3 separate regions of the Homo sapiens genome follow, and all the other regions are linked to region 1. The links are chromatin loops, found by intact Hi-C in ENCODE. Cell type or tissue: HepG2. All regions are shown on one strand. Links, peaks and the distances in the headings refer to the core of each region. The heading gives the core; the rest is flanking DNA.

The links. A loop is a pair of places that touch in the nucleus more often than their neighbours do. Peaks named below come from ENCODE experiments on the same cell type or tissue, not always from the same donor. Only the 100,000 strongest peaks of a DNase experiment are listed, where the experiment ranks them.
Region 2: a loop joins it to region 1, with 12 times the contacts of the local background. A loop is called at or near these places in 14 of 110 quality-filtered maps.
Region 3: a loop joins it to region 1, with 21 times the contacts of the local background. A loop is called at or near these places in 2 of 110 quality-filtered maps.

Annotation. Positions count from the first base shown.
Region 1 is chr14:81,619,649-81,630,554 of GRCh38, reverse strand. It overlaps LINC01467 (long intergenic non-protein coding RNA 1467), which reads left to right and starts at 7,494. Exons shown (of 3, transcript NR_110074.1): 1 at 7,494-7,902. In HepG2, for the core only: a CTCF peak has its summit at 5,034 (motif pointing left); a DNase peak (open chromatin) is centred at 5,004.
Region 2 is chr14:81,984,202-81,995,107 of GRCh38, reverse strand. The region is part of intron 3 of LOC107984704 (a long non-coding RNA gene); the gene reads right to left. Among named protein-coding and RNA genes, the nearest start is that of LINC02311, 250 kb to the right of the region's middle. In HepG2, for the core only: CTCF peaks have their summits at 2,916 and 4,641 (motif pointing left); DNase peaks (open chromatin) are centred at 4,647 and 8,907.
Region 3 is chr14:83,066,738-83,077,643 of GRCh38, reverse strand. No RefSeq gene overlaps it. Among named protein-coding and RNA genes, the nearest start is that of LINC02301, 430 kb to the right of the region's middle. In HepG2, for the core only: a CTCF peak has its summit at 5,548 (motif pointing right); no DNase peak of the experiment used is centred there.

The sequences.
Region 1 (10,906 bases), core at 993-8,992:
CTTGTCAGGGATGCAGAGTCTGGGATGAGATGTAATGTCCCCATCGCCAATACAAGGAATAGGGATGTCTGAGTTCATTTTCTGCTGCTATTATATAACAGAATACCACAGACTGAATAATTCATAAACATTAGAAATTTACTTCTCACAGTTCTGAAGACTGGGAAGTACAATGTCAAAGTGTCAACATCTGATGAGGGCCTTCTTGCTCATCTCATGCCAGAGGTGAAAGAGCAAGGCAGCAAAAGGTGGCCGAACTCACTTTTGTAACAATCCCACTCTCACAATAACAAAACCACTCTTACAATAATGTTGTTAATCCATTCATAAGACCCAATCACCTCTCAAAGGTCCCACCTCTCAACACCATTGCATTGGGGATTAAGTTTCCAACACATACACTTTAGAAGACACATTTAAACCAGAGCAAGGGGTTTCAAAAGAATCCTTGGAGAGATTAGGAGTGCCTGCCAGATAGGAGCACTGGCATCTTGCTCCCAGAATGAAGCTTTCAGAGCTACAGAACCAGTCTTATGCAGCTTTCATAGAGAGTTATTGGAAGAAATTGGCCTACACCTCTTGAAGATAGATAATATTCTTGAACATGGAGACTAGTGCCCAATTAAAGATGTAAAGCTTACCAGAGAGGCCCATTGCATCAGGGTGAGAAGGGACTATGGTACAGGGTGCCTAAGAAGAAAACAATGAGAGCCTTTCACCCTACTCTCCTGCAGCAAAGATCTCTGCTTTTTCATACGAAACAGCAGGAGCTCTGGGGCCATCCTGGTGGTCACGGAGAGAGAGAAGCTGCCACCTTAGAAAGGAGATTGAAACATGGACCAACCTCAGAGGTCTCAGGGGACATGGCTTCCCTCTCTGGGGGAACCTCAGCAATGGAGCAGAACTGTGGAAGCTGATTGTTCAATTTACCAGCCATGAAGAGGTCACCAGAAGGAGGCAAAATCACACTGAGCCTTAAGATAGCCAAGACCACCTCCCCATCATGATATGCATCTCACTTTATCCTGATATGAACCTGCCTCTACCTTCTCCTCTCAGACTCCCAAAGCCCTCCAATCTAAACAAAGTTAATACCAAAAAGAAAGAAGGAAGAGATGGCAATTTAATGAAGGTCCTCCCCACACTCAATCCCATCGAAGTGCTGGGGTGAGAGAAGAGGAAGAACATCGGAAGAGCCTCAGACCTCAGGCAATGGGTCAAGCTTATGCCAGGTGAGGGAAGGGAGGTGTTCTGGGGATAAGATTTAAACCATATTAAAGACTAATGTTTCAAAGGGACTTGGCTTTTAACATCTAAAAATGGCCAGGAAATCACAGAATCTCTCATCAGAATTTGAAAAAGGCATTTGTCATAACATGATTGAGAGTTCATTAAAAAAAATTAAACCATTTCATGTTTATGCCCCAATAGAGCAATTACATTATCAGCATCAGCATCTTAGGGAGAACTGAGTGTTAAGAACAGAGAAACTAAATATGCCCAAGCCCAAGTCGGCACTTGAGATCAGCAAAGAAAGATGGAGCGTTGAATCTGAATGTGCATACAGCTGTGTGGGAGCAATTTAGGGAAGATCAAGGGTAGGAATTAACCTGGGAAATCCAAGCAGACTGCCAAGAATAGGGTTTGAGATCCCTATGGTTTTAATTAGCCAGGAGCAGTAAGGGACAGAGTGAGTGGACTGAGTTAAAAGACACGGTGTTAACGCCACACCTGGAGCCACTGGGGGCTCTGCTGGGGTTTTAAATTAATGAGAATAATGTGTCTTTGAAAATATTATTGCCTCCCAGTAGCTTCCTACTTTTCTGGTCACCTCTGCCTTTCATGAGAAAAATGCTAACCCACATCTTTGTTCCTTCACATTCCTTTGAAGGAGGTGGGTGGCCATGAGGGAGGAGAGGCGGACTCTTTCATCCCTGAATTGGCACCCCAAGTCCAAACCAAACTGGTAGTTACCAGAAGCCTCCACCACTTCCAGGAGGATGAGGTTGGGCAGGACCTACCAGTCTTGCAATTTCCATTCTATGCAAAGCCAATGCTATCATTCCCTCTAGCCAGCTCCATAAGTAATGAGGTTTCTAGGGAAAAAGAAAAAGAGTATGAGGCTTTTAAGCAGACCTCAGATAAGAATGCCATTCTCACCCCCAAGGAAGCTTCTCTCTAGAATCATCTGCAAGGAGAGATCTGTGTGGGTGTGTCTTCTGGGTGGTCCCACACTCTGGTCCAAACTCCCAAGGCCCACCGTAGAGAAGCCAGGAGAGGTCTCCACCCTGTCCATGGAGACAGAAGAAGGGTGGGAGCTATTGCAGCTGCGACTGTGACTTGGCCGCCAGGAAATCACACTTCTCTCACAAGCCATCCCACAGCTTGGCCAAAGCTTAGCCTCCTTTGGGATACAATGGCATCACGATGAGTGTACACCTGAACAAAGACTGACCCAAGGCTGTCCTTAGACAAAAATGGTCTTGCAATAGCAAGCTAGACTTTTTTAAAAAATATATATTTATTCAGAGAAATTCTAGAATCCCGCCAAGTTTGCAATGCCCTAGGGTAAGTTGTAATGTCATTTAATGTGAATTCAGCTAGAGAGTGGCTACTGGCACATCTATAAGGGGCATCAGCCCCCAGGTAGTCAACTTGTTCTCTCTGTCCCCAGAATCAGGAGGACTCAGCTTCTCAAATATCCATTTAGCTCACTGCCACTCTTCCTATCATCCTCCCCCAAACACATATATTTTTAATACTTCTATATAAGTTCTATTAAAAATAATCAACACTTAACACAGAAAACTTGAAAAATATAGAAAAGTTTAAAGGAGACCAAAAAACCTCACCCCTGATGCTACCACCCAGAGAGAAACTGACTGTTAATATTTTGGTATGTTTGCTTTCAGACTTTTATGTTATGTTACTTATGAACAAGTATGTGTCTGTATAATATAATAAAATTAAAATAAAATTTAGAAAACTGAGTCCACATGGTGTGGATACAGTGTAAGCTCTGGTATTGGCTGCTTGGGTATAAATCCTAATTCCACCTCTTGCTATCTTTGTCTAAGCTGCAACAAGTGACTGATATAGTACCCACATTAAAAAGTTACTATAAGGAATAAATGAAATTATTTGGATAAAGCTCTTATGACCTAGCACATGTGAGATAAATATACATGAGTTGTCAGTGTTGTTGCTATTATTGGTTGTGTTTGGCCTTTTTACACAATACACATATTTTTTTTTCTGTGCCTCTGAGGCAGTTTACAAGAATGAACACTGTGTCCCAATCAATGCAGCATTATCAAATCTAGGACACTATCTGGATTGATACCACTCTCAGCAAACACAATGACCTTGCTGGCATCTTCCTGCAAGAGGTTGATGGGACAGGATGGCTGGGGGCAGCTCAAATACCTGGAGGGGCAGGGAAAGGTTGTGGAGGGGTCAGCCAAGCCAGCATCACAGCTGTGCTCAATTACCACAAACAGATGTTGGCACCTCGACTCATTAGAAATGCAACCCAATCACACTGGCAGTCTAATCATCTTACTGGAAACTCTGGAGATAGGAAGACCCTGTGCTCCCAATTCCAGTGGTCAGATCAGTAAAGGTCACTCTCCCTGTCCCCAAGCAAAAGACTTCATGTGGCAAATCTCCACAGGGATTAGAGAAGCGGCTCGCAACTGAGGTCAATTTTATTCCCCACCAGATATTTGGCCATGACTGAAGACATTTTTGGTTGTTGCAACTTGAAGGGAGAGGAGGCTGCCACTGGCATCTAATGAGTAGAGACCAGGGATGCTGCTGAATATCCTAAACACAGGACCATCCCTGTGTTTGGGTTAGAACTACCTAACCCAAATTACTGATTGTGCTAAGATTGAGAAACCCTCCATTAACGATCTCAAACACATAAATAAGTTAAAAGAGGAAAATGCTTGGCCCCGGTGACATGGTCTTGAGGGTCTGTAACAGAGATTACAGAAGTGACCAGATAGATTATGAGCTAAAGCAACTATATTTTTATTCCTTTTCTCTAAAGTTCCCATATCTCAGTGAGACTTTATTTTGCTTCGTAATGTCCAGCAAGACATTATTTTTCAGTCTGTCAGTGAATCCAGCTATTAACGTATTGCTCCAAAAACTACTGCAGTCATTCCTTGGTATCTGAGGGGGATTAGTTTCAGGACCCCAGAAAATACAAAAATCCATGGATGCTCAAGTCACTGATATAAAATGGTGTCATATTTGCGTATAACCTACACATTTCCTGCTATATATTTTAAATCATTTCTAGATTACTTACAATACCTAATGCAATGTAAATGCTATGTAAACAGGCTGTATTGTTTTTCACTTGTATTATTTTTTGTTTTATTATTATTTTTGTTAGTTTTTTGCTGCTGTTGTTGTTGTTTAATATTTTCTTTTTCTTTCTTTCTTCTTTTTTTTCTTGAGACAGAGCTCTGTTGCTCAAGCTGGAGTGCAGCAGCGCAATAACAGCTCACTGCAACCTCTGCCTACCCGGTTCAAGCGATTCTCCTGCCTCAGCCTCTCAAGAAGCTGGGATTACAGGTGTCCACCACCATGCCCAGCTAATTTTTGTATTTTTACTAGAGACAGCGTTTTGCCATGTTGCTTAGGCTGGTCTCAAACTCCTGAGCTCAATCCTCCTGCCTCAGCCTTTCAAAGTGCTGGGATTACAAGCATGAGCCATCGTGCCCTACCGTTTAATAGTTTCCATTCCTGGCTGGTTGAATCCATGGATGCAGAACCCGCAAATACTGAGAGCCCACTGCATTTTACTACAGTCCTAAAATCTAAACTAGGACTTAGGACCCATACTAAAAAGATGTATACACAATATCTGCTTGTCCCCTACACTGTCCTTGTACCAACACCTGGAAAGTCTGGATAGTTGGACAACTACAGTATCACAGGAAATATACTCTTGAAGGTTTTAAACCAGAGCTAGGAAATAAGTAAAGTTAATACAACAGTGCCATCTAGTGAATGACAAGTATCTCAAAAGAGCCTAGATCTCGATTTCTCAAATCTAAGATTCATGCATTTTACTCAGACAAATTCAGTGCAGAATGGGAATGATATTAAACAAAATTGCATTATGTTATCCTCAGCCTTCAGAAGAACCCCTCCATGTGATCTAATGTCACATTTAAGAGGAAATCTTAATGTAGGCCAAGTAAGAAGAAGAAATTAGTAGAAATCCATGATTACCTCTATATTCAAATATTACATAACAAGAATCTAACACTAATTAGTGATAAGATCTGCAGCAGATTTCAATCTCCTGACACTGAGATCAATATCCTCTTGGTGACCCTAAACTGATGGAGCTGTGGCTCAGCCTCACATACCAGGTACACGTCCCAGCTCTGTGCTTAGTGCCTGGGTGACTGAAGACAAGTGAAACTTTTCTGGCCTTCTGTTTCTTCATCTGCCAAATGGTGTGATGATATAATAATACCCATTCATGGGACGTACCATAAACCCTAAAGGAGGCATTCTGGGAAAAGTGAATAACACGTGGTTTAGCATGGTAAAGCTTAGTTCCCTTTTCTAGCTGCTCCTCCTCCTTTATCTGCGTGTTTACCAAACGAGAATGAGACACCTAAGAGTCTGTTTCTTTTAAAAGCTGGCATTCAAATTTTTACTCAATAAATCTGAGTCCCTACTGTGTACCAAACACCATTATAGGTTCAGAGGATGGAAAAGTTTCCACCCTGGTGGAACAACCGTGTAATATGAAGGGATCTTGGAAGAAAATAATATAAAATCAGGGCAAAAAGACTTCAGTCTGAGATATCATGGAGAAGAAACACCTCTCAGAATGGATTTTGAAAAAGGAGGAGGGGGAGATAAACAAATACTGAAATTAAGGAACACACCTGGTATTCTCCTTGGAGACAGAACGGACAGCCACCAGGCTGTTGTCTAATTGAGTCACCTTGCAAAAGAGAGGAGATGAGAGCCTTACTGCAGGAAGAGGGATGTTCACATCCCAAAATGAGTATCCTCTGCCCTTGATTAAGCCCTCCACATCGTTTTCCCCAGCAACCTCTCCCTCACCATTCTAGGGCTGGGGTTCCACTTCAGAATTTCCTCCAAGTTAGCCACGCTGCCAGATGGAAGAACTAAAAATCAGGACCTACCTTTGGCTTTCCCCCTCCTCCTCTCCCATATCGCTCCTGTGAGAGGTGACAGCGTGATGGCGGCCCTCGCAGCCCTGGCTCGCTCTCGGTGCCCCCTTGGCCTCGGCGCCCATTCTGGCCGCACTTGAGGAGCCCTTCAGCCCGCCGCTGCACCGTGGGAGACCTTCTCTGGGCTGGCCGAGGCCGGAGCTGGCTCCCTCGGCTTGTGGGGAGGTGTGGAGGGAGAGGCACGGGCGGGAACCGGGGCTGCGCGTGGCGCTTGCGGGCCAGCTAGAGTTCCGGGTGGGCGTGGGCTTGGCGGCCCCGCACTCGGAGCGGCCGGCCAGCCCTGCCGCCCCGGGCAGTGAGGGGCTTAGCATCCAGGCCAGCAGCTGCGGAGGGTGCGCCCGGTCCCCCAGCAGTGCTGGCCCACCGGCGCTGCGCTCGATTTCTCGCCCGGCCTTAGCTGCCTCCCCGCTGGGCAGGGCTTGGGACCTGCAGCCCGCCATAACTGAGTCTCCCCCGCCCCGCCGTGGGCTCCTGCGCGGCCTGAGCCTCCCGGAGGAGCACCGCCGACCGCCTAAGGGCTGAGGAGTGCGGGCGCACGGCGGGAGACTAGCGGGCAGCTCCACCTGTGGCACTGTGCAAGATCCACTGGGTGAGGCCAGCTGGGCTCCTGAGTCTAGTGGGGACTTGGAAAACCTTTGTGTCTAGCTAAGGGATTGTGAGTGCACCAATCAGCACTCTGTGTCTAGCTCAAGGTTTGTAAACACCAATCAGCACCCTGTGTCTAGTTTGGGGTTTGTGGATGCACCAATGGGCACTCTGTATCTAGCTAATCTGGTGGGGACTTGGAGAATCTTTATGTCTAGCTAAGGGATTGTGAATGCACCAATGGGCACTCTGTGTCTAGCTCAAGGTTTGTAAATGCAACAATGAGCGCTTTGTGTCTAGCTAATCTGGTGGGGACTTGGAGAATCTTTATGTCTAGCTAAGGGGTTGTGAATGCACCAATTGGCACTCTGCATCTAGCTCAAGGTTTGTAAATGCACCAATCAGCACCCTGTGCCTAGCTCAGGGTTTGTAAATACACCAATGGACACTCTGTATCTAGCTAATCTAGTGGGGATGTGGATAACTTTTGTGTCTAGCTCAGGGATTGTGAACACACCAATCGGCACCCTGTCAAAATGGACCAATCAGCTCTCTGTAAAACAGACCAATCGGCTCTCTGTAAAATGGACCAATCAGCAGGATGTGGGTGGGGCCAGATAAGATAATAAAAGCAGGCTGCGTGAGCCAACAGTGGCAACTTGTTCGGGTATCCTTCCCCAGTGTGGAAGCTTTAGTTCTTTTGCTCTTTGCAATGAATCTTGCTGCTGCTCACTCTTTGGGTCCACGCTGCGTTTACACTGTGTTTATGAGCTGTAACACTCACCACAAAGGTCTGCAGCTTCACTCCTGAAGCCAGCAAAGACCACGAACCCACCAGGAAGAAGGAACAACTCCAGACACGCAGCCTTAAGAGCTGTAACACTCACTGCCAAGGTCTTCAGCTTCACTCCTGAGCCAGCCAGACCATGAACCCACCAGAAGGAAAAAACTCGGAACACATCCCAACATCAGAAGGAACAAACTCTGGACATGCCGCCTTTAAGAACTGTAACAACGCAAGGGTCCGCGGCTTTATTCTTGAAGTCAGTAAGACCAAGAACCCAATTCCGGACACGTTTGGACCGTGAGTCCCTTTCTTGGGTTGGCTCAATGTTTTATATGTAAGACAGCAACAGTGTCAGTGTTCTAGTTTATCTGGTTTAAGGTTTATTACCCATCTGAGTGGGCCTGGTCTCCACTGCACTTCACTTTTGCACTTTCCACAGGCAAATCTCAGCAGCCTGCTAAGATCTGCCTGCAAGTGGACGTAAGCTGTAAGCTAGTCCTTTCCAGAGTTACATAATACATTACGTTACTTAAAATCTTAGTTTTTCTCTAAAATTTTGTATTTAAAGCTCTATAATCCCACATGTTGGCTAGATCACAAAAGTTAAACATTTCTTTTTGAAGGGCTTCCTGGGGTACTCAAATCCCCAAAAAGAATTAGGAATTTCCGATATACCATAGTGCATGCTATTATTTGGCCATGTATCCCCTGCACAGTTTCTCATGGAAATGCACTTTGCAAAAAGGCTAATTCCAGGTCTGTCTGGTGGCTGTTCTTACTTTAAACTTTGCTGGAACTTTACTGTCTCATGAAGCTTTTCCTAATGCATCACTGTCCCACTTCCCTTAGTCCCATATGCAATTGATTAATACTCCCCTTGTCTTCTCACACTACTTTCTGTAAATATTTGTAACACAGTCTCTCTAACACTTTGGTGCCCTTAATTGATTTTGTGTTTACTCCTCTTTAGTTTACTATAGGTCCCTTCAGAGGAACTTTGCTTTATATGCAAGGTTCAAGGGAAGCTCATGGAAATTCCTGGTGCCTGCACACTGTATGGCACGTGGTAGAGGTTTAGTGCAGAAAGGGAGCAAGAGAGGAAGGAAGAAGAGGGCAGGGCTGGCTTATTTTGGAAAGATCATAGTCCCAGTTCCACAATTCGACTTTCGACCAATCACACTCTCTCTGAACCTCATTTCCTCTGCAGCCAAACAAGGCTAAAATATTAGCCCTGACTTCCTGCTAGGACTGATGGAAGGTTCTAATGAGATCATCGATGCAAACTCAACTTTAGATAACTAGAGAGTGCCAAGCCAATGTAAGATAGCGTCATTGTTAGCATCAGGCTGAAATATTCCCTTCCTGCCTTCGCCAAAAAGGCAAGGGCACCATGCCCACAAGTGAGATAGGCGAATACACCCTCCATAATCTTTTAGCTAGGAAGATTCTCCCAGTCCCCAAAATAATGCCTCTTTTTGAATGCAAAATGCTTCAATTTCTATAACACAAGATAGATTTTTAAATTCATGTTAGATATCATTTTAAATACTTTTAAAAGTGCAAATTATTGGTATCAATTTCCTCACTGAACGAAATTTCAAAAGGGGAGAATTCTGAGCCTTGAAGTGAAAAGGCTGGATCCAGTGGCTTACACCTGTAATCCCAGCACTTTGGGAGGCCAAGGCGGTCAGATCACTTGAGGTCAGGAGTTCGAGACCAGCCTGGCCAACATGGTGAAACCCTGTCTCTACTAAAAATACAAAAAAAATGAGCTGAGTGTGGTGGCATGCACCTGTAATCCCAGCTACTCAGGAGGCTGAGGCAGGAGAATCGCTCGAATATGGGATGCAGAAGTTAAAATGAGCCAAGATCACGCCACTGCACTCAAGCCTGGGCAACAGAATTTTATATATATATATATGTGTGTATGTGTGTGTGTGTGTATAGATATATAGCTTATATAGTTTTTTTATAACTATATATGTGGTAATGTTTATTTTTGAGACAGGGTTTTGCTATGTCACCCAGGCTGGAGAGGTGGAGTGCATTGGCACAGTCACGGCTCACTGCAGCCTCAATCTCCCAGATTTAAGCGATCCTCCTACCTCAGCCTCCCGGTAGTTGGGACCACAGGTGCATGCCATTATACCTGGATAATTTTTTTTTTTTTTTTTTTTTTGGGTAGAGACAAAGTCTTCCTATGTTGCCCAGGCTGATCTCAAACTTCTGGGTTCAAGGGATCCTGCCACCTCAGCTTCCCACACTGATGGGATTATAGGCATGAGCCACTGCACCCTGCCTAGGTAAACTTTTTTATTTAAGACATCAATGGTCGTTCATGACTGCTAATTTCCACTTAGTGTGTTCATAAACTACACCCCTACACACACACAACCTACACATTCATTGGTATTTGAATAAATAGTTAATTATCTTTGAACTTAAAAAAAAGAATTTTATTTAGGGAAATAAAATTCAGATTAAACTAACTTTTGTTGAATACCTACACAATGGAAAATATACCAAACATTCTCAAACAACCTGTAAAGATATTTGTTGCCACCCAAAAAATTCCAGCTGTGGGGTAAATCGAAGCTACCAAATTGGAAAAGCAGACACGAGAACTACCCCTGAATACAACTGGGAAAGAATAACAAATACATTTTTTAAAACTAAGAAATAAGGGGCTTTTGTATAGAAACAGGAATCGTATTCACTTTGTAACTCTAGAGGAGTGTTTTGAGGTTGTGGCTTGTCATTTGATTATTTAAATGCAAGTCCTTTTGTAATTATTTCTATTGTTAATAAATTCCATCCATCCAGCTTGGATGAGGTCATCAACACGTTAATGTGAATTTAGATTTTGAAAGAGAGAACTAGACAGCAGTCACAATCAGGCGCCCGGATTTCTCCCAATTACTGCCCCCAATTATTTCCACACCTATTGCTGACATGTTTAATCTCCTTCTCCTGGCCTAACCGACAGCTCGCATGGAGGAAGAATGCTAGCTAATGCACTGCTCAGCAGAGTGTAGGTCCAATTTAAATAATTAGAAGCCCATTTCATTTCCCCTCTCCTTGTAAGCGCACTTGAAAGGAAGGAAGGTGCATGCCCAGGCTTGATGCCTATAACTTCTTCGAGAATAACTTATCGACCTTCTTAAAGCCCCTTTCCTAACCAGCAATCTCTGTCTGTCCCCAAGGATACTGAGGATAAATTAAAGCTATTGGATGATAATCAATAAGCAAGGGTCATCTCTATTGCCTGGCTTAAAGGACTTTGATCTAGTAAATCATCAGT
Region 2 (10,906 bases), core at 1,603-9,602, 360 kb before region 1:
GTCTGTAGCAAATATTAGAACAAGTCACCAATCAAGTAGGAGCAGTTTCTTTGCCAACAAACACTAGCACAAATCCAGAGGCTACTGCACTGACCAGAGATGCCTCTCCTCTCCATGACTATGGGTTTTAGCTCTTCCCAAATGGGAACAAAGAGAAAGAAAAGGGCTGGTGATATGGTTTGGCTCTGTGTCGCCACTCAAATCTCATCTGGAATTGTAATCCCCACGTGTCGGGGGGGACCTGTGATCCCCACATGTGGAGGGAGGGAGATGACTGGATCATGGGAGCAGTTTCTCCCATGCTATTCTTGAGATAGTGAGTGAGTTCTCATGAGATCTGATGGCTTTATAAGCAGTCTGGCATTTCCCCTGCTTGCACGTCTCTCTCTAATCGCCATATAAAGAAGGCCTTTGCTTCCCCTTTGGCTTCCACCATGATTGTAAGTTTCCTGAGGCCTCCCCAGCCACGTGGAACTGTGAGTCAAGTAAGCCTTTTTCTTTATAAATTACCCAGTCTCAGGATCACCTGGGGTCAGGAGTTTGGGACCACCCTGGCCAAGATGGCAAAACCCCAGATCTACTAAAAATACAAAAATTAGCCGAATGTGGTGGCGCACACCTGTGATCCCAGCTACTCGGGGTGCTGAGGCAGGAAAATCGCTTGAACCCAGGAGGCAGAGGTTGCCATGAGCCGAGATCACGCCACTACACTCCAGCCTGAGTGACAGAGTGAGACTCCATCTCAAAACATAATAAAATTTAAAAATAAAAAAATTATTCAGTCTAAGGCAGTTCTTAATAGCAGTCTGAAAATGGACTGATTCAGATGAATAAGGGAGATAACAGAAGCCAGAAACGTTGAGTTGCCCCTCAACAGTGAGGACACTTTAAACTAGAATTGTGGCTAAAAGAATAATACCTAAATTTGACTGCAAATTTGACCAATTTGGACTGAATATACCAGAGTGCCATAAAATAAGTTGTCTGCTCTAGACAGCTTGAGAGAACTTGAGAACAAAATGGAGTTTAAGTATAAAAAACTAAAAAGTTATATTTCTGTGCCCCTGAGTGATCATGTGTAAATGTATACCTGATACACTATGTTGATTTTTGCTAAATTGTCTTGTTCCCCCTCAAGCTGAAGGCAACATGTCAAAACACTTCTACCTATTACAATAAAGAGTCTTTTAAGTGTAATCCCAGGATGTTACATAAAGAAGAGATCTTCAAAGTAATGTTAGATTTCCGAAGTTGTTATAAACACAAGCTTCAGATTCCCAAAATCTGTGTGCAGATCATAGTTGTACCATGTGCTGGCCACGTGCCGGATCTTCCTGCTGGCCAATAAGATCTTGGGCTGCTTACTTCAATGTTGAGCCTGAGTATCCTCCTTTATAAAACGGAAATAGCATGTACTTCACAAAGGTGGCTGTCAGTTTAATAAAGATATGTATGTAATACACTTACCACAGAACCTAGCATGTGATAAATGCTCAAAAAATGATAGCTGGAACCAGTCTAGCCTCACATTTTTCAGATAAGGAAGTACTGAGTCAAAAGTTTTAGCAGTTCATCAAAAAATAGCATCTGCTGTTCAAAGAATTAATTATATTTTTCAGGTTTAAACAGGGTATTCATTTCTAGAAAATAGGTCAGAGTCCTGTATCATAATTGTTTTATTTTCATTATCAGGACTACCTTGAGGGGCAGGAAATTCAATTTGTAACCATAACTGGCAAAGAGAGACATTTACGGGGTATGCATATTCCATGGATATGTTTCAAATTTAAGACCAAAATAAAGATAGAGCGATAATACTATACTTGCAACGCAAGGATTTTTTAAAGCACTTTAGTTGAAATTTTGGAAGTTTACTGTTGATCTCCCTAAATATGACCAAGTTAATTTTCAAGGCCAAATTAGTCCTCAGCCCTTAACAAGAACTCCAAGTTCCCATAGATGGAGCTATGACTGTAGTAGTGGTATGCAGTGGTAATGGCAAGAGCTGACATGTTATCAAGCACCTTCCACGTGACAACACTGTGGTAAGCATTTCACCCCGCATAAGCTCATTTTATACTTAAAATTTAACTCTTAAAAGATGTGCTGTTACCATTTCCATTTTAACATGAGGAAGCTCTCAGAGGTGGCCCATCTACATGGTTGTTTAGAAGCCAGGATTTCACCCAGAATTTGACCCAAAGCTGGTCTTGATTTCCTTTTTGCTCAAATCCTGAGCAATTTCCTCTGTACTTCCCAAGAACAGACAATGGTAACAGTACCCTTTCTATTTCCATCAAGGTCTTGGTTTATCAAAAGTATTGTTTCCTCTTCTTCAAGCTATCATGTATTCCATTTTTAATTAATATTCATTGTTGCATAAACAAAGGTGAACTACAACTACCTCTCAGCAGTAAAAACCCAACTACCCTTGTCCAGGGTGATCATTAAGTGATCATTAAGTCCTTCCTTCCTGAAAAGTAGCGTGGCTGCAGTCACACAGGCTGGAAATGGCAATGGAAACTGGAACCCAAGTAGTCGCTCTACCTTCAAAAACCTCATGTTTGACCATTATTTCTTTTTTTTTTTGAGACGGAGTTTCACTCTTGTTGCCCAGGCTGGAGTGCAATGGCGCCATCTCAGCCCACAGCAACCTCCGCCTCCTGGGTTCAAGCAGTTCTCCTGCCTCAGCCTCCCAGGTAGCTGGAATTACAGGCATGCACCACCACACCCAGCAAATTTTTTTTTTATTTTTAGTAGAGATGGGGTTTTCCATGTTGGTCACACTGGTCTCAAACTCACAATCTCAGGTAATCCAGTCACCTCAGCCTCCCAAAGTGTTGGGATTACAGGCGGGAGCCACCATGCCCAGCTTATTTCTTAATTGTATTACTAGCTATGGCCTCAGTGGGGCAGCAGTGGTAATAAGAGAAACTTCTAGATCTCTGATACCCTATCCTGACTTCAGAATTAGGCAATCTTTGACAAAATCAGTTTCTTTGAATCTCTGTTTCTTCATCAGCAAAACTAGGACTTAAAGCACCTGTTCACTTGAGTGTTCAGAAGCTGCAGTGTGGTGATGTTTGTGAAGTGCTATGGCATCAAAAGGATGGATGGTCCCAAAACGCTGGAGAAAATACCACACCTGTGAAGGTCGGTTGCCAGGCTGACGTCAGTAAGGAAATGATGTTATTTCCTGGTGCAAGAATTAGTTCCAAAATAAATGGCAAAATTAAAATAAGAGACTCTTGGGCAAGAGTCTCTATTATTTTGTACTTTACCTAATTTTTGAGGCATTCCTCAACACCATCTTCCTTGTTTTCAGATCCTAGACAGTTTTCCATGGATCAAGTGCAAAAAATGATAGTATCTTTTTTTTATTCCTTCAGAGGCTTTGTTTTTCATATTTTGCTTCTTCCTCATGGTATCATTCTTCTCCTTCTTTTCCAACAGTGCTCACTTATGGATGATGAACTTTTGGCAAGGATGAACTAAAGCCACTTCTTAGTAGTAAAAATCAGACCACTCTTCTCCACGGCAAATTCTCTCATCCTTCGTAACATTTTCATCTCAGCATCTTTCAAGTGTCTTCCCCTCTTAAGATGAATATCAGTAACTCTAGGGTTGAGTGGAAAGAAACTAACAGAATCACAGACACTTAAAACTGGAGTCATCTTAGCTATCACCAGTCTCCTCTCTTTCAATTCACATTCAGTTATCAGCGAATTTTTAGCATATAACTAAGCTAGAAGTTTATTGCATTGATGCATTTAATTTTATATAATCCTCACAACAATTCCATAAGCTACGCTTATCCTCATTTTAGGGAAAAATGAAACAAAGGCTAGGAGAGGTTATTTGCTTGTCAAATAGTTAGGCAGTAGCAACACTGTGCCTATACTAACGGTTCCTCTCTTCCAGGTCAGGAAACCAATTTGTTTTAAATTCAGGCCAATCACTGTACATTATCCATAATATCCAAAGCATGTTGCCCAGATGAACTAGCCAGCAACAGGCTGAAAATCAAATAAATACTAACGTAAAATGCTAAATGCCAAGGGTAACAGCCTTCAAAAAGAAAATTCCAATTAAATAACAACAAAAAAACCCTCTTTTGTTGTATATGGTTTACATTATGCTGTAGCTACATTTCTAACAGTGAAGACTGGTGAAAAATGTTTCTCCTCAGATATTCTTAAAAGAGAATTCACCCAAAGTTGCATTTTGCTTGTTTCACTGGTAGGAAGGATGAGATAGAGAAGAGAGACTGATAAATTATTTATGAACAAGACTGCTTCACTGATCAGATTTGGTGATGAAAGCTTCTTTGAAAACCCATGAGGAACATTCTTAACGGAAATTATATGCACTTCTCTTGGGTTGTCACTTTTTTTTTTCCCCTGCTATTAGTTTGATTTTGGCTTCGCAGTCACCACTGTGCAGAAATGTAACAGCAAACACAATGAAAAGCCTTTCCACATGATTATTTTCGAAAGTAATAAGACATGTGTGACCTGGAAAATCAGCCCTTCCGACGTGTCAGGTAAGGAGGTAGATTATTATATTTTTAAAAGCTGCCTTTATCTTTGCATTGTGCAGGAACTCAGAGGCAAACTTTTAGGAGCTAAGGATGGACTTTTGCTGCCATCTACTGGTGTGTGATGGAAGAGCAACATATGCTTCTGAACTTTCTCAAATGGCGATGAGAGAATTCAAAGTTGGGAGATGAGGGAAAGCGTTCTTTTGATTAGGTATGAAAGTCCTTGTAGAGAGGAATTTCTACAGCCAGTCATGGGACCATAGGTACCTTCTGCTAGAGAATTTTTAATAGCAACCCTCACCTATAATCTAATTATTTTACCCATGAGAAGGGCAGTCACTTTCCCCTCATTTCTTCAACCACAGTAAATCTGAGCATCTCTATATTCATATTCATTCCCTTGAAGCTTAAAACTGAAAAGGAATAGCATAACCATTTGGTTACTCATATAAGCTTTTGTTGTCAGAACAAGCTCTGAACAATTATAAGCTGCCTGGAAATTCAGGAGTTATGTCACATCTTTAAATATTATTTTTCTTAATACAGAAAATGGGCAACACTTCAGTGCCATTGTTCATCCATTCATTCCATGTACACTTACTGAGATGCTTGGCATGAGGATTAAATGTGGTCATACACATAAAGTTCCCTGCAAATACCTGACACACATAAGCTCCCAATAAAGGCCAATCTTCACCTCTTAACATCATCACCCCTAACTTCTCTTCATGGTAAAGTGACTAATGATTTCAAATTTGTAATATTGAAGGGAAGAAACTACCCAGAATGAGCTCATTGGATCATAAGTTTCCCTGAGAAGTTAGAAATCTACTTTCTGTGCCTCAAGGAAGGCTGTAACAAGAAGAAAGGATGGTGACGCCAAAAGAGAAAGACAAGTATGTTGATCAGAAGATTTCTGCATTGAGTCTATACGAATGGTAGGATATATCTGAATTCCCATCCAGTTATCACAATAGTCTCAAAGAAGGTGAAATGATTCGATAAGACTTGGAAGTTTAAAAGAATGAATGTACGTGGAAGATAAAAATTATTATACTCAGGTTATTTCACTTTGGTTATACATATTTGTTTTATGAGCAGCACTTTCAATTTGGCCAGATATGTAGATTCAGGAAAAATGGGAAGTTATGCTCTTGGGAGGGGGAGCAAGAAGGAAGTAGAAACAGAACCACTTCCTAATGAATTTCAACAGGCGAAATATGTAAGTATGTGAGATTTTTAAAGCACTTACTTTATAATAGCCTTATAATCATCACTATTAAAAAGATTTAGGAAAATAATCATGCCATACTCATAAGACTTCCTCCAACAGGTCCATTATATGCCTACACTGTACTGTAGTCCGTTAAGTGTGCAATGGCAATAAGTCTGAGAATAACAACGTACATACCTTACTTTTAAAATGCTTTATTGCTAAAAAAAAAATGCCGACCATCATCTGAGCTTTCAGTGAGTTGTAATATTTTTGCTGGTGGAGGGTCTTGCCTCCACATTGATGGCTGCTGACTGATCAGGGTAGTGGTTGCTGAAGATTGTGGTGGCTGTGGTAAGTTCTTATAATAAAACAATGGTGAAGTTTGCTGCATTGATTGACTCCTTTTCTCATGAACTATTTCTCTGTAGCATGCAACGTTGTTTCATAGCATTTTACCCACAGTAGAACGTCTTTCCAAACTGGGGTCTATCCTCTCAAACCCTGACATTGCTTTATCAACTAGGTTTATGTAATATTCTAAGTTCTTTGCTGTCATTTCAACATTGTTTTTCTTTGCTCGTCCATAAGAACAACTCTTCATCCATCCAAGTTTGATCATGAGATTATAACAATTCAGTCCCATCTTCAGGCTCCACTCCCAATTCTAATTCTCTTGCTATTTCGATCACATCTACAGTGACTTCTTCCACGGAAGCCTTGAGCCCTTCAAGATCATGCATGAGGGTTGGAACTAAATTCTTCCAAATTCCTGTTGATGTTGATATTTTGACCTCTTTCTACAAATCACAAATTCTTTATGGCATCTAGAATGATAAATTTTCTCCAGAAGGCTTTCAATTTACTTGGTTCAGTTCCATTAGACAAATAACTACTTATGACAGCCATAGCCTTACAAAATGTATTTCTTAAAAATATGTCTAGGAAGTTGAAATTGCTTCTTGTTCCATGGGCTGCAGAATGGATATTGTGTTCACAGGCATAAAAACAACATTTACAAGGTGTGCATTCTCCTTGCACACCTTTATATAGCTGTTGGGTGACTAGGTGCATTGTCAATGAGCAGTAATATTTTGACAGTAATCTTTTTTTCCTGAACAAAAGGTCTCAACAGTGGGCTAATATGTTCAGTAACCATGCTGTAAACAGATGTGCTATCATTTAGGCTTTGTTGATCCTTCAGAAGTTTTCTTTCTGCTGGTGACTCACAAAGGTTTTTGCTTTTTCTTGTTTGTTTTTGTTATGGTAGAATTCCTTTTTCAAAAAATGATATCACACTCATGTCCTGATATGTAAAAGAAAAAAGACACACTGAATTAGCTGAAGCAGCAGTGGAGACCAGGAAACACCAAAATGTCCCCAGACTCGCTCCTACTGCACTACAGAGGAACCAGGGGATCCCTGGAAACCTGTGAGATCAGTGAGAAAATCACTTATTTTGGCCATTTGTATTTTTCCAGCATGAACTCTTCTGGAAATAGCCCTTACCTGAGCAAATGGAACCATAAACACCAATGGAGAAAGATGTAGAACTTCTTCTCGTGCCCTCGCAGGCATCTCGCATTGTCAGGAATTGGTTCTTAGGTCACAGGTGATGAAAAGACTCAATATAGACTCTACTTGCAAGCATAGAGGAATTTGAAATGCTCAGTTCACCAACTCTCATACTTTGTTTAGTTGTTTGCTATTCATTTAGTTGATCCTCAAACTGCCGGGGTTGGGGGGTGGTGTGAGACATATGGAAAGTTATTCAACGTCGCAAAATGGCATAAGGAAGTAAAACAACTCAGTTGTGCACCGTTGTGGTAATTGGAACGTGTTTTACAAGCCTTGGAGTTCCTTGGTCCTTGGGCCATAAAGCCCCAGCTATGTGGATATAAGTTGAGTCTGACAGCTAACTAATAAAATATGTCTTAGGACAATAGACTCACTTCCTAGCCTACTGTCCTTCCTTATGCTAACTAGTCTTTTATCTTCAAAGGCTGAGAAAATGATGCTTCTGCTCATGATGAAGCTGTTGTTGGTGATGCCAGTGGTGGTGCCCTCTAAAAAGTGTGGCTTTGAACTTCAGCCAACAGCACTAATTTTGCTTCTTGAATGTGTCTATCCAAAGAGCTACTTTTTCTAAATAAAGTTACATCAGCATATGGCAAAAAAACTAATAATTTCAGTACTTATAAAGTAGCTCCTTTTGAGTACACCAGTAAAAATGTTAAATGTTTTGGCATGTGTATTTTATTCCTTATGTTTGTAGTGGTTAAAAATCATTTTTCTTATCTCTGTAGAAGATTAATCCCAAACTTGCATAAGCATTTTTATAGTTTGTTCGATATAAGAATTACATGGAAGTTTTATTGTTTGAAAGTTTTAGAACACATTCCAAGCTATATTTCTGTTTTCAGTGGGTCATAATTTTTAATTTCTATAATTTCCTTTTTTTTTAATTCTGTATGCTCTGTTATGCCACTCAATATTAGTGATTGCTTCACTAAAAGTTTTCTAATTATTCTTCATTTGTAATATAATCTAAGATGTTTAAAATACTATTCTGGTTAGAATATATTGAGTTTTTTAGAAAACAAAACTTTTCTGTCATCTGCCAAAATGTTTTCCATAAGTATGAAAATATTCAAAAAAGTTTTATTTTTCCAGTGAAAAATAAACCCAACAGTGAAATCAACCCAATAGTTTCCTGTTTGGTCTCTGAAAAGGGAAATATAATATAAAATAATCTGAAAACCTCTCATATAAGTAGATGAAGTAGAAGTACAAAATTAGCTGGTTGGCTGGATAATTGTAACCTTACAAAGAATAAACCATAAAGATGTAGTCTAAAATTCCTTCACCATGTCCCATATAGGTATATATGAATAAACAAGCCTTGCAGGAAAATATTTACTTTGATTTGTATGTGACAATTTATCTCTTATTTAAGCTGCTCAGTGGTTGAACCCCCTTTCATATTTGGAGAATTCCACAGTTTATTAGTTTGAGTGGACAGCAAAGACCTGCTTTAGAAAATGGCAATGCTCTCTGATTGCTTTTTTAGCATTGCTTATTTACTTGACATTGACTGAGGGACCTCCAGTAAGATTTATATCCTGGTTTGACTTTGACCCAGTAGCTAGTGATGCAAGAGAGAAAGAATGGAGAGCTCTCTGTTTGTTCATGGCAGCAGGTACTGTGTGGGATGCAAGGTTGAGTGTCTGGTCCAGAATTAGTAGTCATACCAACTCTAGAATCTGGTGTTTGGCAGTGGGGACAGCAGTTTGCTTGACAGATATGTTCTGAGTGAGGCATGCTGGTCTTTTCTTCTGTTCTCCCAGTAATTCTGTGAGCTACACGATAAAATAAATTCATTTTGCTTGAACTACTAGACACAGCTTCTCTGCTTGCAGTGAAGAACTATGAATTAATTCCTCAAGACCTTTGAACCACAAGAGTTACCATTTACTTGTACACCAGTTGGGATTTTTCAAATTGACTTAGGTTTACCTAGCCAACACCACCTTGCTCCTCATATGTTAGAACTTAGCCCTCCTTTTTTTCATACCCAACATTATTTAGCCCAATGGCATCTAGGAGTTGTGTGTATTAAGTCAAAAATTGGTCAACTGATTGAATAACTGATCAAAGACAAAAAGAGAGAAAACGATTAATTCTCTGTTCTGTCTTTGCTGTCCCACATAAGATTGTTTCTTTTTAACATAGTGATCTAAAATAGAGGTTAAGTAACTGCTTTAAAATAAGGTTAACTAAATCCACATCCTTGGTTCTGCCTCATCTCAAGCTTGTATATGTAAAAAGCCAAGCTCAACATCAATTACCCCGTTAGGTCTAATGCAACAACAAACGTGAGGCAAAAGTGATTTCATTATTTTTATGCAATGCACTGAGAAGTTGGCTATGGCTGTCAGTCCTCCTCAGGGTATTTACACCAAAAGTCAATGTACAAAAAGAAACTAACATAGCAATTTATGTATTTCACAGTGCATTCATGGGGAATCTGTTGTTCACATAGAAAGTCTACATGTCTTTGATTTTCATCACCAACATTATATTCTCTGAGATTCCAAGTGAGAGAACTGGAGCACTCACATTATGTCACCTGCAAGTCACTGGCAAGAAAAGTCCAAAATCAGGAGATAGTCAATGACCACAGCTTCTTGCAACACAGAAAGTGGGAAGTCTCAGACTAAGCAGTTTAATAAAATTAAACTTAGCAAAAGGATGATTTGAATTATTTGTTCAAATGAAATAACCCATCAAATATTGAGTTAAGAATCAGGGAGTGTGAAGGGGTCCAGTAGGAAGTGTTCAAAAAAATATTTGTTCAATGAATGAAGAAAGTCATTTTCAAAATATTCCATAAATAATAATGTTATGGTGGGGGCTAAATATAGATGGACAATCTTCCCTATCATTTCTTTGAAACTCGATTAACCATCTTACCGTTTTCTACCTGCCATTCACACACTCTCTCTCCTCGTCTCATCCCTGAATATTTAGTAACATGTGATGCTGCAGTCCACATGCAAATCCAAAAACATTAATGGTTATTATCCACTACTTTGAAACAAACTGTAACTTGCAGAAGGTAGATTACACAATGCTGCATTAAAAAACAGCACTGCTCTGCCTTTCAAATAATGGTTTGCAAACATTTCTCCTGTGCTGCGGTGGAGGGATTTGGAGATGGGGGTTGTAAAGGCCCTGCTATGTGAACTAACTGGGTCACAGCAAAGAGAGCAAACTCCATCTCTTGTAGTCAACAAAACAATGATAAATGTTGTATTTCATTTTCTAAAGCATCATCTTTCAAGAAAGTAGCCAAGCAAGTAAAAATTGGATATCTCAGCCTAAATAATACTTTATTTCCACCTGCCACTGATACTTGCTGCTGACAAATTGGTATAAATATTTGAGATGCTAAAAAAAATTGAAGTCATTGTGCAGAAACCAGCAAATACATTTTTGAAGAGATGAAATGGAGTTGGTCTTAATAAGAGGCAAGACACTATTCACATAGAGATAGGGGTTTCTACGTCTCTCTATGGTTCTAAACTTCCTTAGGGGAGGAGGCCCTCTTCCTGGGGCAAAGTTCTACCATATTACTGATTTGGACACCTCTT
Region 3 (10,906 bases), core at 1,976-9,975, 1.4 Mb before region 1:
TACATTTAAGCTGAGAATCAAATTAAGAACTCAATCCCATTTATAACAGCCACTAAAAATATAAAATACCTAGACATACATTTAACCAAGGAAGTAAAAGATCTCTACAAAGAGAACTACAAAACACTTATAAAAGAAATTGTAGATGACATGAACAAATACAAAAACACACCATGCTCACAGATTGCAAGAATCAATATCGTTAAAGTGACAATAAAGCGCAAAGAGATCTACAGATTCAATGCAATTTCTATAAAATTACCGATGTAATTTTTCATAGAAATAGAAAAGATAATGCTACAGCTCATAGCCAAAATAATCCTAAGCAATTAGAACAAATCCAGAGGCATCTAATTACCTGACCTCAAATTACAATACAAGGCTATAGTAAATAAAACAGCATCATACTGATAACAAAACTAGACATACAGATCAATGAAACAGAAAAAAAGACCCAGAAATAAAGCTACATACCCTAAACCAACTAATCTTTGACAAAAATAGACAATGGAAAGTGGACACCCTATTCAGTTAATGGTGTTGGGAAAATTAGCTAGCCATATGCAGAAGGATGAAATTGGACCCCCTCATCTCTCATCATACACAAAGGCATTTCCTCATCACTCATCATACACAAAGGCATTTCCTCATCAAAAATTAACTCAGGATGGATAAAGACTTAATCATAAGACCCTGAAACTATAAAAGTCCTAGAAGAAAACCTAGGAAAGACTCTTCTGGATTGGCCTAGGCAAATAATTTATGACAAAGACCCCAAAAGTAAATGCAACAAAACAAAAAAATGGGCTTTAAACTAAAAAGCTTCTGGAGAGCAAAAGAAATAATCAATAGTATAAACAAACCACCTACAGAATGAGAGAAAATATTTGCAAATTATACCTCTAGAAAAGTCTAGTATTAAGAATCTATGAGGAACTCAAACAACTCAATGTAAAGAAAACAAACAACTCCATTAAAAACTAGGCAAAGGACATGAACAGATATTTTTCAAAAGAAGACATACTGTGGGCAACAGACACATGAAAAAATGCTCCACATAAATAATCATCAGAGAGATGCAAATTAAAACCACAATGAGATATATTCTAACACTACTCAGAATGGCTATCATTAAAAAGTCAAAAACAACAGATGTTGGCATGGACTTAGAATAGAACATTTTTACACTATTGGTGGGATTGCAAATTACAACCTCTATGGAAAATAGTACAGAGATTTTTCAAATAACTAAAAATAGAACTACCACTCAACCCAGCAATCCCATTACTGGATATCTACCCAAACAAAATAAATAATTATATTAAAAAAGATAAATGTACTCTTACGTTTATCACAGCACTGTTCACAATAGCAATGTCATGAAACCAATCTAAGTGTCCATTAATGGTTGATTGGATTAAAAAATGTGGTACATATATACCATGAAATATTATGCAGTCATAAAAAAGAATAAAATCATGTCCTCTGCAGTGAAATAAATGCAGCAGGAGGCCACCATTCTGAGTAAAATAACTCCCAAACAGAAAATCAAATACTACATGTTCTCACTTACGTATTAGGGCTAAACAAAGGATACCTATGGACATAAATATGGAAATAATATACATTGGGAACTCCAAAAGGGAAAAGGGTAAGAGGGGGTTAAGAGTTGAAAAATTACCTGCCAGGTACAAAGTTCATTATCTGGATGTGGGTTACACTAGAAGCCTACCCACTATGATGCGATATACCCATATAACAAACATGTGCCTGTACCCTCTGAATATAAAATTTTAAAAATAATAATTTTATTAAAAACATTACAGATGATTCATTTTTATCCTCTAAAATTGTTTTTAATATAGTTGATATACTATCTTTCTAAAAAATGTCTAATATACCAGAAAAAATGATGGGAAGAAGCAGTATTTGTGATGAGCTTATTAAGTTTAGAAGATAAACTTATAACAAGCCAGCTTTCCACAGCAAATGGTTCTTGGGTAAGTGCCGTGCCCTTGTCTCCTTCCTTTGGATTTTTGCCACACTAAGACTCAATAGAAGCTATAAGTTTTGAACCTGGCCAATTGCTTAGTTCCTTTTAACTTTGCTTGTTTAAACAGAAACTACATTCCATAATGAATATATTTTTGCTACATCCTTCCAGTAGGAACTTGTTGGGCAAACAACATTAACAGGTTTGGAGTTTTGTTTTGAAGTACTGCGATTTGCTTAATATATTCCTATAAATTATCTCAGTTTAACATTAGGATTCTGTATTTCCCTAATTTTGGAAGGATTGACAGAATTCAAAGCTAGTCTTCAGAGTTAAGATAGTCACACACTCTATGTCTTCGGGAACTTTTTTCTTTCTATGTATTTGTTCTTTCAGGAAATTTCAATATAATTATAGCATTCAGAGGTAGTGCACAAGGTTTTAGTCTATTGCTCAGCTCTCAGGGGTTCTTTGAAGAAGTAAATTAGTCACAGTTGCATGTTCCTTCAGAAACATTGTTCTTGTGTATGTATTCAGATTTATAATTGAATATTTGAAAAATAAATAAGTGTTTTATTAAGCCAATACCTTTGATGTTTTCTAGCAGCCCACATGAAGGAGAAAAAATTTAGTTTTGTCACAGTTTCCAATAAACCTAGTGATGAATTGTGGTACCATGATAAATAATATCAAGTACTAGGTATCCAGACATAATGGAGATTTAACACTGTATTCCTGAAATAAGGATATTGAAGTATGAACATCACAACAGTATTTTATATTATTTTTAGCTACTGCACTTAGATTTTTCTTTTTTGTATTAATTTTATTGATACATATTAAATATACATAGTTTGGGGGTACATGTGATAATTTAATACATTCATATAATCTGTAAAGATTAAATTAGTGTACTTAGGAAGTCAATTACCATAATTATTTGTTTTCTTCTTTATGTAAGAACCGTCTTAATTCTTCTCTTCTAGCTATTTTGAAGTGCACAATAGATTATTGTAAACTATAGTCACCCCACTGATTTATCAAACACTGCCTTATTTTTTCTGTCGAACTATATTTGTACCCATTAATCAACCTCTCTTCATTTCCCCCCTCTTTCTTGCTCTCTGGTAGCCACATATTTACTCTCTACATTCATGAGATCCACTTTTCTTTTAGCTCAAATATGAATGAGAAAATGCAATATTTGTCCTTCTGTGTTTGACTTATTTCACTTAATGTAATAGCTTCCAGCATTCATGTTTCTGCTAATGACAGGATTGCATTTTTATTTGTGGCTGAGTAATGTTTCAGTATGTACACATATTACATTTTCTTTATTCATTCATTCCTTGATGGGCACTTAGGTTGATTCCTCATTTTGGCTGTTGTGCATAGGGCTACAGTAAACATGAGAGTGCAGATATCTCTTCAATATATTTCTTTTCTTTCTTTAGGTTATACTAGTAGTGGAATTGCTGGATCATATAGTAATTCTATTTGTAGTTTGTGAGGAACCTCCATACTGTTCTTCATAGTGGCTGTACTAATTTACATTTCTACCAACAATGTATGTGTGTTCCCCTTTCTCTGTGTCCTCACCAGCTTCTGTTACTGTGTGCCTTCTTATAAAGCCCATTTTAACTGGGGATAGATGATATCTCATTGTAGATTTGATTTTCCTTTCTGTGATGACTAGTGATGTTGAACACTTTTTCATATACCTGTTTGTCATTTGTATGTCTTCTTTTAAGAAATGTCTATTCAGATGTTTTGACCATTTTAAAATCAGATCATTATTATTACATTTTGCTATTGAGTTATTTCAGCTTCTTATATAATCTGGTGGTTAATCACTTGTCAGGCAGATAGTTTGCAAATATTTTCTCCCATTCTCTGGGTTGTCTCTTCACTTTGCTGATTGTTTCCTTTGCTTCCAGAAGTTTTTTAGCTTGATACAATCCCATTTGTCTATTTTTGCTTTGGTTGTCTGTGCTTTTGAGGTCTTAACACCCCACCCCAAAAAAAAAAAAACAAGAAAAAAAGGTACCCTAACCAGTGTCCTAGAGCACTTCTTCGATATCTGTGATTTATTTAGAAACTCAATATACACCTTGTTTAAACCCTTTCTCAGTCACTCAGACTTCTTTTTTTATTAGATAGAAGCGATAACAATTCAGTGATAATTGACTAGATTGATTACCCTATACACCAAATTCAAGTAAAATAAATATATTAATTACTTGTTGAATAATCATCTCCAATGTGAGCTGATATTCACCAAAAGTGAGGTGTGTTTCAGGGTATCATGAACTCTGATTTTTGACCTTTTACTATTCTACACTTTGATTCAATGATTTGTATGATTGCATTGAAACTACTTCAAAATATTGCATATATGAATAATATAATTATGACTATAATAGATGGCAAAATTGAAAACAAAGCTGTATTTGCTGGTGAAAGAGAAGAGATTAATATAATAAATTAAATTTAATGAAGACAAACATAATATGAATGAAAGAGACAGCATTCATTAAACACTATTAGATGTGAAACACAATACTGAGAGTTTTTACATAGGTTATCTTATTTAATTTTCACTACAACCCTGGAATATGGAATGTGTATTACTATTATCCATGTTTGATGGATTTGGAAGTCAAAGGATGAAGTACCTTTCTCAAAGTCACAAATTCAGGTTTTGAATATAGTAAAATTTCAGAATATGTCATCTGCTTTGTACCATAGTGCCCTCCTAAAAGCATATGCTGTCGCCTAAGTAACCAATAAGACTATAATAATAAGATGAAAGATAATGGTTAGGTAATAGTACACATAAAAATGACTTAGGACTTTAAAGAATAGTGAATAAAATGTTAGTAAATGGTGATAACTCTAGCACCAAAAATTAAAGTGATCTTAGATAGCAACTAACTAGAACTAAAATTCAATTGGGGCCACAGCTAGCACATTAGAACACTTCTGTGAGAATTCAGAAAAAAAAAAAAAGAAGAAGAAGAAAGTGCTGCTCCAGGCAGGTCCAGTCACAAAAGAGACCTCTACTTGATAGACCAACAAGGATAAAGTGCCCCCTCCAGCAGAGCGACTAGAAAGACACCCTTATTCTAGGGTGAGAACCAGAGCCAAAGCTTGAAGAGATAATCAATGATCATTTGCTCCATTTTAACCCTCACTATGTAATGCTAAATAGTTTTTCCCATATTCGTATTGATTGAATTTGATATTTAGTGTGGATAGACATCTAATTTAACTTTTTATTTAAGAATATCCTTTTTTTTCAGTCCGTAACATTTGTTAACTAGTTTATCCTTTCCCTAAAGATCCACAACTGGTGATATAATTTATGATCCAAACAGACAGTTTTGAGAGTGCTAATTGCTAACCTAAGTCAAGGCAACTGATCTAAGCTAGATGAAAAAGAAAACTAGGATAAATGGTTACTCTACTTTTGGATCAGAGACTATGTATATTACTCCTTTAGTTTATTTGTGCTTGCAATGATTTCTCCGTCTGAATTAGTAATGCCTAAGTGTTCCACAAGAGGGAACCAAAACGGTGAAGTACTACATTCATAGGAGAAACTGAAAGAAAGAACCTCAAAATGCCTAAGGAGCTGACTGATAAAGGTATTTCTCTCCCAAAACCATTCAATAATGACTGCAGGAGATGGGTCTTTCTAAAAGTGTAATAACAGTACAAGACTTCAAGGAACATACAAAACTAAGAAAACGTGACATTGCCAAAGAAACATGGTAATTCTCCAGTAACTAACCACAAAGAAATGGAGATCTATGAACTTCCTGACAAAGAATTTGAAGCAATTTTTTGAAGGAAGCTTAGTGAGCTACAAGAGAACACAGACAATTCATTGAAATCAGGAAGATAACACATAAACAAAATCAGAAGTTCAAGTTGTGCTTCTATCCATTAAATACAAACTGCCAGAAAAAGGATTTAAGAAAACAATACCATTTACAGTAACATAAAAAATATTTAGGAATATATTTAATCAAGGAAGTAAAAGTTCTATACACTGAAAATTATGGCATTGTTAAAAGATATTGAATAAGAAACAAATAAATGGAAAGATATCTCCTGTCTATGGATTGGGAAAATTAATATTGTTAAAATATCTATAGTACTAAAGCAATCTACAGATTTAATGCAAATCCTATCAAAATTTCACTGGCATTTTTCATACAAAGAGAAAAAAATTATAAAATTTTTATATGAAAACATAAAAAACACAAAGTAGCTAATACAATCTTAAGAAAGAAGAAAAAGGTGGAAGCATCACACTTTCTGATTTCAAATTGTAAGTCTTATCAATCAAAACAGTATGATACTAACATAAAAATAGACATATATGCATACATATATACATATACGTGTGTGCATATATATGTGTGTGTGTTCTTACACATATATATGTACTGGTATATGTACTGGTATAAAAATAGACACATATGCATACATGTATACATATACATATACGTGTGTGTGTATATATATATATATATATATATATATATATATATATATATATATACTGGTATAGTCTATTCTAAAATAGAGAGCCCAGAAATAAACCGACACATATGCAGTCAATCATCGCCAACAAAGATGCCAAGAATACACAAAGGGAAAAGGAGGGTCTCTTCAATAAATGGAAAAACCAGATATTCATATGCAAAGGAATGAAATTGGATCTTTACCTTACACCATACACAAAATCAACTCAATATGAATTAAACACTTAAATGTAAGACTTGCATTGATAAAACTCCCAGGAGAAAAACACAAGGAAAATGTTCATAATCTTTGAAATGATTTTTGTGATATAACATCAAAAGCATAGAAAATACAAGCAAAAATGAGAACATGCAACTACATCACATTAAATCTTTCAAACAGCAAGAAAAAAATCAACAATGACAAGGCCACTTCCAGAATGAAAGAAAATATTTACAAATCATATATATATATGAATTAATGCCCAAAATACACTCAATAGCAAAATACCAAATAACCTGATTAAAAATACAGGCAAGGGACCTGAATAGACATTTTTCCAAAGAAGACATACAAATGGCCAACAGATACATGAAAAGGTGTCCAGCATCAATATTCATGACAGAAATGTAAATCTAAACTTCAATGAGTTTTACCTCACTCCTATTAGGATGGCCATTATCAAAAAGTCAATACATAAATAAAGTTGATGAGGATGTGGAGAAAAGGGAACTCTTACATATTGTTGGTTGGAATATAAATTATTAAAGCCAGTATAGAAAAAAGTATGAAGGTTCCTCACAAAATTAAAAATAGAACTATTATATGATCCAGTGGTCTTGCTACTGGGTACATAGCCAAAGGGCATAAGATCACCATCTTGAAGAGATACCTGCACTCTCAACTTTATTGCACCATTAATTTACTGTACAAGTCAACTTATGAAAACAATCTAAGTGGCCATACACGATGGGACTTAGCATGGTTGTGACATAATTTAACAATGTATATGTATATAAAATAATGACATTGTACACCTTAAATACACACAATTTTTGTCAATCATACCTTAATAAAACTGGAAAAGTATACCAATAGCTATTAAAATTTAATAGTTTTCCTCATTTATTAAACTTTTTTATAGAAGCAAAGAGTATGTGATATTTTAACATGTCATTTGTAGAAAAAATTAAAATAGGACACATCCAATGTTTATTTGGTTGCCTACAAAGATCACAGTTACATTAGAGAAAATAAAAGCATCCAAAAGTAACAACAAAAACAAGAAAATCTGACAGAATGGAATTAATTTTGTATGCACCTAATGTTCTACCAACTTCAACCCAAAGCTGGTAGACAACTGTTGGCATCTGTTAACTAGTTTGTTATGGCTTCAGTCTTAAGTGGCTAGGCACCATTCAATTCATTATGTTACCTTTAATTAATCCAAAAAGCCAGTGAGATAAAAAAAATCACTGCATAAAATATTCTCCATATCACATTTGCCATTTCATAGATAATACTTTTTTTTCCTTTGCCTATGAAGGTGAGCTCATTTAATTTTAAAAAAAAAAGTCCTAAGATGACCAAATTTTTAAATGACTGACAATATTAATTCTGCTTTGGTATGTCAGCTACAATTGACTTCTGTTTTGGTAAGTGGATTACAGTTGATTTCTTCAACTGTGGCATGCAGTATATACAATTATTTACAATAGAAATTGTAAAATGAAGGTGCCCCTTTATTATATTTATAACAATTTTATTTAAATTCAGGCAAATTTTACTTTATTGTGCTTTACTTTATTGAACTTTGCAAATACTGTAATTTTTACAAATTAAAGATTTGTGGCAACCCTGCATAGAGCATGTATATCAGCACCATTTTTCCCAACAGCATGCACTCACTTCAGGCCTCTGTTTCACATTTTGATAATTCTCATAGTATATTCAAATTTTTGACTATTATTATATATGTAATGGTGATCTGTGATCAGTGATCTTTGATGATAGTATTGAAATAATTTGAGGGCATCACGAACAATACCCATATGAGATGGAGAACTCAGCTGATAAATACTGTGTGTGTTCTGACTCTTCCACTGACCAGCCCTAATGCCATTTCTCCATTGTCTTCAAGCCTTGCTATTCCTTGAGACACACAATGTTGAAATTATGCCAATTATTTACCCCACAGTGGTCTCTAAGTGTGTAAGTGAAAGGAAGAGTCACACATATTTCTTTAAATCAAAAGCTAGAAATGATTAAGCTTAGTGAGGAAAACATTGTCAAAAAACAAGATAGGCAGACAGCTAGGCCTTTTGCATCAACAGTCAGCCATGCTTTGAATGCAAAGAAAACCTTCATGAAGAAAATGCTAATTTAGTGAACACCCAAATGATAAGAAAGTGAAACAGCCTTATTGCTGATATGGAGAAAGTTTGCGTGGTTTGTATAGAAGATCAAACCAGCCAAAACCTTCTGTTAAACCGAAGTCTAATCTAGAGCATAACCCTAACTGTCTTTAATTCTGTGAAGGCTGAGAGAAGTGAGAAAGCTGTAGAAGAAAAAATTGAAGAAAGCAGATGTTGCTCCATGAGGTTTAAGTAAAGAGACCACCATATCCATACCATAAAAATGCAAGGCAAAGCAGCAAGTGTTGGGGTAGAAGCTGAAGTGAGTTATCAAGAAGATCTAGGTAAGATAACTGATGAAGGTAACTACACCCAAGAACAGGTTTTCAATGAAGACGAAATAGCCTTATGTTGGCAGAAGATGCCATCTAGGTCTATAGGTAGAGAGGAGAAACCAATGTCTGGCTTCAAAACTTCAAAGGACAGGCTGACATTCTTGTTAGGGGCTCAGCCAGCTGGTGAATTTAAGCTGAATTCAGTGTTTATTTAGCATTTCAAAAAGCCTAGGGCTATTAAGAATTATATTAAATCTATTCTGCCTGTGCTCTATAAATGGGACAACAAAGCCTGGATGACAGCACGGTTTACTGTATATTTTAAGCCCATTCTCAAAACCTAATGCTCAAAAAGAAAACAAAGTGATCTCTTTCAAAATAGTACTGCTCAGTGACAATGTACGTAATTACCCCAGGGGTCTGATGCAGATGTACAAGGAGATGAATGTTGTTTTCATGCATTCTAACACAATATATATTCTGTAGCACACACATCAAGAAGTAATTCTGACTTTCAAGTCTTATAATTTAATAAATAAATTTTGCAAGGCTGGATAGATGATCAAAGCAGCCAAAACAAGCAGCTGCCATAGACAGTGATTCTTCTGATGGATCTGGAAAAGGGAACAGAAAAGCATCTGAAAAGGATTCACTATTCTAGATGCCATTAAGAACATTTGGGATTAATGGGAAGAGGTCAAAATAGCAACTTTTACAGGAGTTTGGAAGAAATTGACTCTAGCCCTTATGGATGACTTTGGGAGTTCAAGACTTCAGTGGAGGAAGTAAACTTCAGATGTTGTAAAAATCACAAGAAAACTGGAATTTGAAGTGAAACTTTAAGATGTGACTGAATTGCAGCAATCTTATGATGAAACTTGAATGATACGAGTTTCTTACTATGCATGAATTTACTCTTGGTGAAGATGTTGTGAACGTTGTTAGAGTTATAAAATTACAACCAAGGATTTAAATATACACGTAAACTTAATTGATAACGCAGTGGCAGGGTTGAAGAGAATTGACTCCAAATTTGAAAGATCTACTGTGGGTAAAATGCTATGAAACAGTATTGTATGCTACCGAGAAATTTTTCATGGAAGAATCAATTAAGTAGCAAATTTTATTGTCATGTTAAGAACTTGTCACGGTGACCACAGTCTCAGCAACCACTACCCTGATCAGTCAGCAGCCGTCGTTGTTAAGGAAAGATCCTTCAGGAGTGAAAGGATTATGACTTGCCAATGGTTCAGTCCATTGTTAGCATTTTTAGCTAGTTTTAAAATTAAGGCATGTACTTTTTTTGACATATGGTATTGCTCGCTTAATAAACTGTAGTATGTATAGTGTAAACATAACTTTTGCATGCACTGAAAAAACAAGAAATTCATGTGATTTGCTTTACTGTTACGTTTGCTTTACTGTGGTGGTCTGGAACAGAACCTCCAATATCTCTGAAGTGTGCCTGTAATTAAGTTAGTTATTTTTAGCATCTTTCTCATCTACAGTAGAAATAGAAAGTATAAAGCCACATGTATTTTATTCATTTTCATATGCCCAGAAACAAACATGCTGCGTTTCACATTGAAGGTTTTAATATATCATTTTTTAAAAGAGATTAAACTGGTGCAAGGTTTTGGATTACTACAAATCAATCTAAAATGCTATCAGGTAAACAGTGGAAATGCACA